2 separate regions of the Homo sapiens genome follow, and region 2 is linked to region 1. A link is an interaction called in ENCODE POLR2A ChIA-PET data of the cell type or tissue named here. Cell type or tissue: Panc1. All regions are shown on one strand. Each heading gives the region's core, and the rest is flanking DNA. Links, peaks and the distances in the headings are about the cores only.

Evidence for each region. ChIA-PET counts read pairs that join two places held together with the same protein. Peaks named below come from ENCODE experiments on the same cell type or tissue, not always from the same donor. Only the 100,000 strongest peaks of a DNase experiment are listed, where the experiment ranks them.
Region 2: POLR2A ChIA-PET joins it to region 1 with 10 read pairs; 2 of 35 experiments call an interaction of 5 or more read pairs at or near these places.

Annotation. Positions count from the first base shown.
Region 1 is chr1:225,321,667-225,324,166 of GRCh38, forward strand. DNAH14 (dynein axonemal heavy chain 14) reads left to right here. Exons shown (of 86, transcript NM_001367479.1): 62 at 998-1,157. Among named protein-coding and RNA genes, the nearest start is that of LBR, 110 kb to the right of the region's middle. In Panc1, for the core only: no CTCF peak of the experiment used is centred there; no DNase peak of the experiment used is centred there.
Region 2 is chr1:225,969,601-225,974,475 of GRCh38, forward strand. No RefSeq gene overlaps it. Among named protein-coding and RNA genes, the nearest start is that of SDE2, 27 kb to the right of the region's middle. In Panc1, for the core only: no CTCF peak of the experiment used is centred there; no DNase peak of the experiment used is centred there; H3K27ac peaks cover 456 bases.

The DNA of each region.
Region 1 (2,500 bases), core at 1-2,500:
TTATAAATGTTATTCTGACCCTGACTTTCCAAAGCATCAACTTCTTACCTAACAGTCCAGTGGCACGTCAACTGATTAAGACATAGTGAAGAGACCGCCTCCAATGTTCCAATAATAAATACATTATTAATGACTTGAAAGACAAATTCCCATCCACCCTTCCTCCCCTGACTCTGTTTTATCTGTGATTTTTATGGTGGGAATTTTAGATCAGGAAGAAGAAATGAGAGCATGTGTTTAAGGGGAGTTGGCTGTTATACCACTTCTTAAGTCACGAGAATAGGGCTGACTCCCAACGCATACACATGTACAGTGTCTCTGTGAAGCAGTCATCAGTAAATCAACCCTGGACTGAAACAAGAGAGGGGTTTCTATTTTTAAATAACTCTACAGTGAAGACTTTTCTTTTTTTTTCTTTCTTTTTTTTTTTTTTTTTTTTTTTGAGACAGTGTCTCACTTTGTCGCCCAGGCTGGAGAACAGTGGCGTGATCTTGGCTCAGTCCAGCCTCTGCCTCCTGGGTTCAAGCAATTCTCCTGCTTCAGTCTCCAAGTAGCTGGGACTACAGGCACCCGCCACCATACCCAGCTAATTTTTTTATTTTTGTAGAGACCGGGTTTCGCCATGTTGGCCAGGCTGGTCTCGAACTCCTGACCCCAAGTGATCCGCCCGCCTCAGCCTCCCAAAGTGCAGGGATTACAGGCATGAGCCACCATGCCCAGCCCAAGACTTTTTATAATAAAACTAATTAGCCTTTAACTCAGATGTAGTACTTATTTAAGTTTTATGCATTTCATCTTCCTAAAACTATAATATCCTTATATTTAAGATACCCAATTTTTAAAAGATACCTAAGTAATTAAATAGCTATATGTTGACAAATAGTTTTCCTTATCCAAATGTGTGTTAAAAATCTGTGTATATTGTCTTCTGAGATATTTACAGGGTGCATTTCATTTTTAATTGTGAAGTTGATGAGATTTTCATCATCTATTACAGAGTATACACACGGCCTCCCTTCCTTGTACTGACTGTCATGAATGCAGTGTGTATTCTTCTGCAAAAGAAACCTAACTGGGCAACGGCAAAGTTACTTCTTTCAGAAACTGGTTTCCTGAAAAAATTGATTAACCTTGACAAGGACAGCATACCTGATAAGGTAAAAAGTTGATCTCTAATTGATGCATCTCATATTTACAGTCTGTGGGATCAAACAGACCACCTGCCATCTAAATTGTTCTATTCTTAGATGGAGAGACTATTTTCTAGGAAAATAGCTCTATTCTTCCAGGCAAGAGAGGAGTTGCCTAGTTGGATAGGGAAAAGAAATCCCAGTCTGAGAAAAATTTCATTCTGATTATGGCTCCCAAAAGTAGATGAGAAATACTGTATATCTAACTCCAAACTGTGTGATACCGTTTAGAAATAGAGATGGACCTGTGGGCATGTGACACAGCTAAGGTAGAGAACATCCTCAGTGAGCCCCAGCATGCCCCAGGCCATACCACCATTACTGACCAGACAGACCTTTGAATAGGGACTGTGCCTTGCCAATATGCCGCCTGGGGGACAGAAGGAAGAGGATGGTATTCCTAGTCACCTCACACCTGAAGTGCACAAGGAGACTTCAGAATTTTTAGATATCAAATTCTTAAAGCTGGAGAAAGTTAACCTGTTTTGTTTTTGTTTTAAAAGTTTCTTTTTAAAAAGTATAGCAAAGCTACTGCAACAACAGTAGCAATAGCAGGATGTTAACAAAGGCTTTTTCTCTCCTGATACTAGGTTTTGTTGTTGTTTTGTTTTGTTTTTTGTTTTTTGTTTTTTGTTTTGAGACGGAGTCTCACTCTGTCACCCAGGCTGGAGATCTCAGCTCACTGCAACCTCCACCTCCTGGGTTCAAGCGATTCTCCTGCCTCAGCCTCCCGAGTAGCTGGGGCTACAGGTGCCTGCCACCATGCCCAGCTAATTTTGTATTTTTAGTAGAGACATGGTTTCACCATGTTGGTCAGGCTGGTCTTGAACTCCTGACCTTGTGATCTGCCCCCCTGGGCGTCCCAAAGTGCTGGGATTACAGGCGGGAGCCACCTTGCCCAGCCACTAGCGTCATTTTTGTACCCAGGCATGTGTCTTTGATTCTACTATTAAAGATAAGTTAATTTTTGTTTTTTTTTAGACAGAGTCTCACTCTGTGCACTCGCTGGAGTGCAGCGGCATGATCTTGGCTCACTGCAACCTCTCACTCCTGGGTTCAAGTGATTCTCGTGCCTCAGCTTCCCTGGTAGCTAGGATTACAGGCGTGTGCCACCATGCACAGCTAATTTTTGTATTTTTAGTAGAGACAGGATTTCACCATGTTGGCTAGGCTGGTCTCGAACTCCTGACCTCTGGTGACCCACCCACCTCGACCTCCCAAAGTGCTGGGTTTATAGGCATGAGCCGCCGCCCCCGGCCTGAATATTTTAATATGAAATAAAATTTCAATCTAGTGTAGACTGGGGAAAA
Region 2 (4,875 bases), core at 2,376-4,875, 650 kb after region 1:
GTGCTGGCAGTCCTCACAGCCCTCGCTCGCTCTCGGCGCCTCCTCTGCCTGGGCTCCCACTTTGGCGGCACTTGAGGAGCCCTTCAGCCCACCGCTGCACTGTGGGAGCCCCTTTCTGGGCTGGCCAAGGCCAGAGCCGGCTCCCTCAGCTTGCAGGGAGGTGTGGAGGGAGAGGCGCGATCGGGCACCGGGGCTACGCGCGGCGCTTGCGGGCCAGCTGGAGTTCCGGGTGGGCGTGGGCTTGGCGGGCCCTGCACTGGGAGCAGCCGGCAGGGCTGGCCCTGGGCAATGAGGGGCTTAGCACCCGGGCCAGCGGCTGCGGAGGGTGTACTGGGTCCCCCAGCAGTGCCAGCCCACCGGCGCTGCGCTTGATTTCTCACCCGGCCTTAGCTACCTTCCGGCGGGGCAGGGCTCGGGTCCTGCAGCCCGCCATGCCTGAGCCTCCCACCCCCTCCATGGGCTCCTGTGCAGCCCGAGCCTCCCTGACGAGCGCCACCCCTGCTCCATGGCGCCCAGTCCCATCAACCACCCAACAGCTGAGGAGTGCAGGCGCACAGCACCGGGACTGGCAGGCAGCTCCATCTGCAGCACCAGTGCGGGATCCACTGGGTGAAGCCAGCTGGGCTCCTGAGTCTGGTGGGGACGTGGAGAACCTTTATGTCTAGCTCAGGGATTGTAAATACACCAATCAGCACTCTGTATCTAGCTCAAGGTTTGTAAACACACCAATCAGCACCCTGTGTCTAATCAGGGTTTGTGAATGCACCAATTGACACTGTATCTAGCTACTCTGGTGGGGCCTTGGAGAACCTTTATGTCTAGCTCAGGGATTGTAAATACACCAATCAGCACTCTGTATCTAGCTCAAGGTTTGTAAACACACCAATCAGCACCCTGTGTCTAGCTCAGGGTTTGTGAATGCACCAATCGACACTCTGTATCTAGCTACTCTGGTGGGGCCTTGGAGAACCTTTGTGTGGACACTCTGTATCTAGCTACTCTGGTGGGTAGGTGGAGAACCTTTGTGTGGACACTCTGTATCTAGCTACTCTAGTGGGTAGGTGGAGAACCTTTGTGTCTAGCTCAGGGATTGTAAACGCACCAATCAGCACCCTGTCAAAACAGACCACTCGGCTCTACCAATCAGCAGGATGTGGGTGGGCCCAGATAAGAGAATAAAAGCAGGCAGCTGAGTCAGCAGCTGCAACCTGCTCGGGTCCCCTTCCACACTGTGGAAGCTTCGTTCTTTCGCTCTTTGCAATAAATCTTGTAATTGCTCACTCTTTGGGTCCACACTGCTTTTATGAGCCATAACACTCACCGCGAAGGTCTGCAGCTTCACTTCTGAAGCCAGCGAGACCATGAGCCCACCGGGAGGAACGAAGAACTCCAGATGCGCTGCCTTAAGAGCTCTAACACTCACCGCGAAGATCTGCAGCTTCACTCCTGAGCCAGCGAGACCACGAACCCATCAGAAGGAAGAAACTCCCAACACATCCAAACATCAGAAGGAACAAACTCCAGACGCACCACCTTAAGAGCTGTAACACTCACCTCCAGGGTCCGTGGCTTCATTCTTGAAGTCAGTGAGACCAAGAACCCACCAATTCCGGACCCACAACCTGGGTGACAGTGAGAATCCATCTCAAAACAAACAAATCAAATGGATAAACAAAATGGAGTCTATTCATACAATGGAATATTATTCAGCCTTAAAAAGAAAGGAAATTCTTGCCCGGCGCGGTGGCTCACACCTGTAATCCCAGCACTTTGGGAGGCCAAGGTGGGTGGATCACAAGTTCAGGAGTTTGAGACCAGCCTGGCCAACATGGTGAAACCCTGTCTCTACTAAAAATACAGAAATTAGGCCAGGCGCGGTGGCTCACGCCTGTAATACCAGCACTTTGGGAGGCCAAGGCAGGTGGATCATGAGGTCAGGAGTTCAAGATCAGCCTGGCCAAGATGATGAAACCCCATCTCTACTAAAAATATAAAAATTAGCTGGGTGTGGTAGCGCTCCTGTAGTCCCAGCTACTCTGGAGGCTGAGGCAGGAGAATCACTTGAACCCAGGGGGCAGAGGTTGCAGTGAGCTGAGATCCTGCCACTGCACTCCAGCCTGGGCAACAGAGTGAGACCCGTCTCAAAACAAAAGATACATCATTTGTTTCAACAACAAGATTTTAAAACCCACAGGAAAACAAAGCAGGGTGCAGTGGCTCATGCCTGTAATCCCAGCACTTTGGGAGGTGAAGGTGGGTAGATCGTTTGAGGCCAGGAGTTCAAGACCATCCTGGGAAACATATCAAGACTCCATCTCTACAAAAAATAAATAAATATTAGCCAGGTATGGTGGTGCACGTCTGTAGTCCCAGCTACTCAGGAGGCTGAGGCGGGAGGATCACTTGAGTCTAGGAGTTTGAGGCTGCAAGGAACTATGATGGCACCTCTGCATTCCAGCCTGGATGACAGAGCAAGACTCTGTCTCAAAAAAAATAAAAACCAATAGGCAAGGCCACTGCAAGTCCCCAAGCCCAGCATATGTCAGGGTGTGGGGTGCCTGGCCTCAGACCTCATGACCCTGCGGCTCTCATTCCAGTGGAGGCTGGCTCAGCGAGCTCCATTCTTTCCTGACTCCCAGGGGGGTTGTCTAATGGTAGAGGGCGACATTCCAGTCCCTGAGCATGGGAAGGCACCATGATGGGTGCTTTAGGGAAATCATCTGCAGCGTTCCAGAAACTACCGTATGAGGCAGGACCTGTGTCCCATAGATTACAAATAAGGGAGCTGAGGCTTGGAGAGACTGAATGGGCTGTGAGCCTCTGCTCTCTGTAGCTAGGTCCCAGTGGTCAGCCCATGCTGCTGTGCCCCGGGGTGGGCACAAGGTGGACTCTGATAGCAGGTGGGCTGAACACAAAGCTACCAGTCCACAGTGGGGAGAAGCTCTCATTTCCCAAGGGGTGGGAGGAGGCTCAGGAAAGGAGTCCCATCCAGAACCCCCCTGGGGCCAACAGAGGCAGAGGGGGAAACAGAGGTCCTGAGGACAGGGCTCTTTCTGGTTCCTTCTCTGGGGATAGGGCTGGGCCTGACCGGCTGAGAGCATGGTGCACTACAGGCATTGTCTGGAGAAGCTGGTCTCGGTAGGACTTTAGGACCACCCTTCAGAAGGGGAGCCCCACTGACGCCAGCTTGGACCAGAGCAGGGTCAGCGGCGAGGAGGCCACAGGCGGAACGGAAGCTCGTGGACTCAGAGTTGGAAGTCCTCGGCCTTGCCCCGGCTCTGCCCTCTCTGTGCTGCGTGCCCTTGGGCTGCTTATTTAATATTTGTCAGCCTCGGTTTCCTCACCTGTAAAATGGGGATGATAACAGTATCTACGTTGAAGGGTTGTAGTGTGAAGCAAATGAGATAAGGCATTTGAGCAGTGTTTTATTCAGACTGTGTGTTGGAGGAGGCTTGGGAGGGTCTGAGGGAGATTATGAGGGGAAGGCAGCAGCGAAACTTCCCCACCTAAGCCAGCCCTGGGCACTGCCTCTCAGTAGGAGAGGATTTATTTATCGCTCTGTGGCATGGAAATGCTATTTCCTCTTAAGAGCCTTCTCATTTGGTCTCCATGTTTTGCCTGGGTTGGGAGATAGCTTTTAAAACCCAGGGCTCAATTCACCTCCCCAGTGACCTCGCCTCACTCCACCAGATGGAATGCCACACCTCCATCCACTCCCCGGATGACTGCACTTCATTACTGTACGCTGTGTGTATACAACAACTGTAATCACATCATAGCCACCTGCTCTTGCTAGATTTGAGTTCTCTCGGTGAGGGAGGCATCCCGGGCTGGTACAGAGCAGAGCACAGAGCAGGTGCTCAGCAGGCACTTGTTGAATAAAATTGAACTAAATCATCATGATATACATATTCTAACAAAAAAGCCCTAACTTTTTTTTTTTTTTTACTATTATAAAAGTATATCTGGGCCAGGTGCAGTGGCTCACACCTGTAATCCCAGCACTTTGGGAGGCCGAGGCAGGTGGATCACCTGAGGTCAGGAGTTCGAGACCAGCCTGGCCAACATGGTGAAACCCCATCTCTACTAAAAATACAAAAATTAGCTGAGCCTGGTGGTGCATGCTTGTAATTCCAGCTACTTGGGAGGCTAAGGCAGAAGAATTGCTTGAACCTAGGAAGCAGAGGTTGCAGTGAGCTGAGACTGAGATCACACCACTGCACTCCAGCCTGGGTGACAGAGCGAGACTCCGTCTCAAAAAAAAAAAATGTGAACATAGAAAGCTTAGAATAACATAAAAGATTGGGAAGAAGGGAAAACAATCCACCTTTATATCCCCAAGGAAAATTTTGGGAAACATTAACCTGTATTTTCCTTCTTGTCATTTTTTCCTAGGCATAATCTTTGTTTTTGCATTAATGATTTTGCAATCTCTACAAAAATTTTATGTCCTTCCTCTTCTAACATGACAACAGGTGCAATATTTCATTCTTATATCTCAGAATCATTTTTCATCTTTTTTCCCACTTTACTCAGTTAAGAGCTATCCATTTTTCCAAAATCCATATTTCTGTATAGTGATATAAAAATTAATGCCTGCAAACTTTCAATTTTATCAGTGAATGCTTTTGTAAATAGAATCTTACATAGAACTCCAATATACAAAAATATAACAGTAATTATCTATCTATTTATCTATCCATATTTTTAATAGAGATGAGGTCTCACTACGTTGCCCAGACTGGTCTCGAACTTCCAGACTCAAAAGATCCTCCTGCCTCAGCCTCCCAAAGTGTCTAACAGTGATATTTTATTCAAATAAATATACTTTCTGAGTGTAAGGCTTGATGCTCACTTTGGTCATGTTGGTCAGTA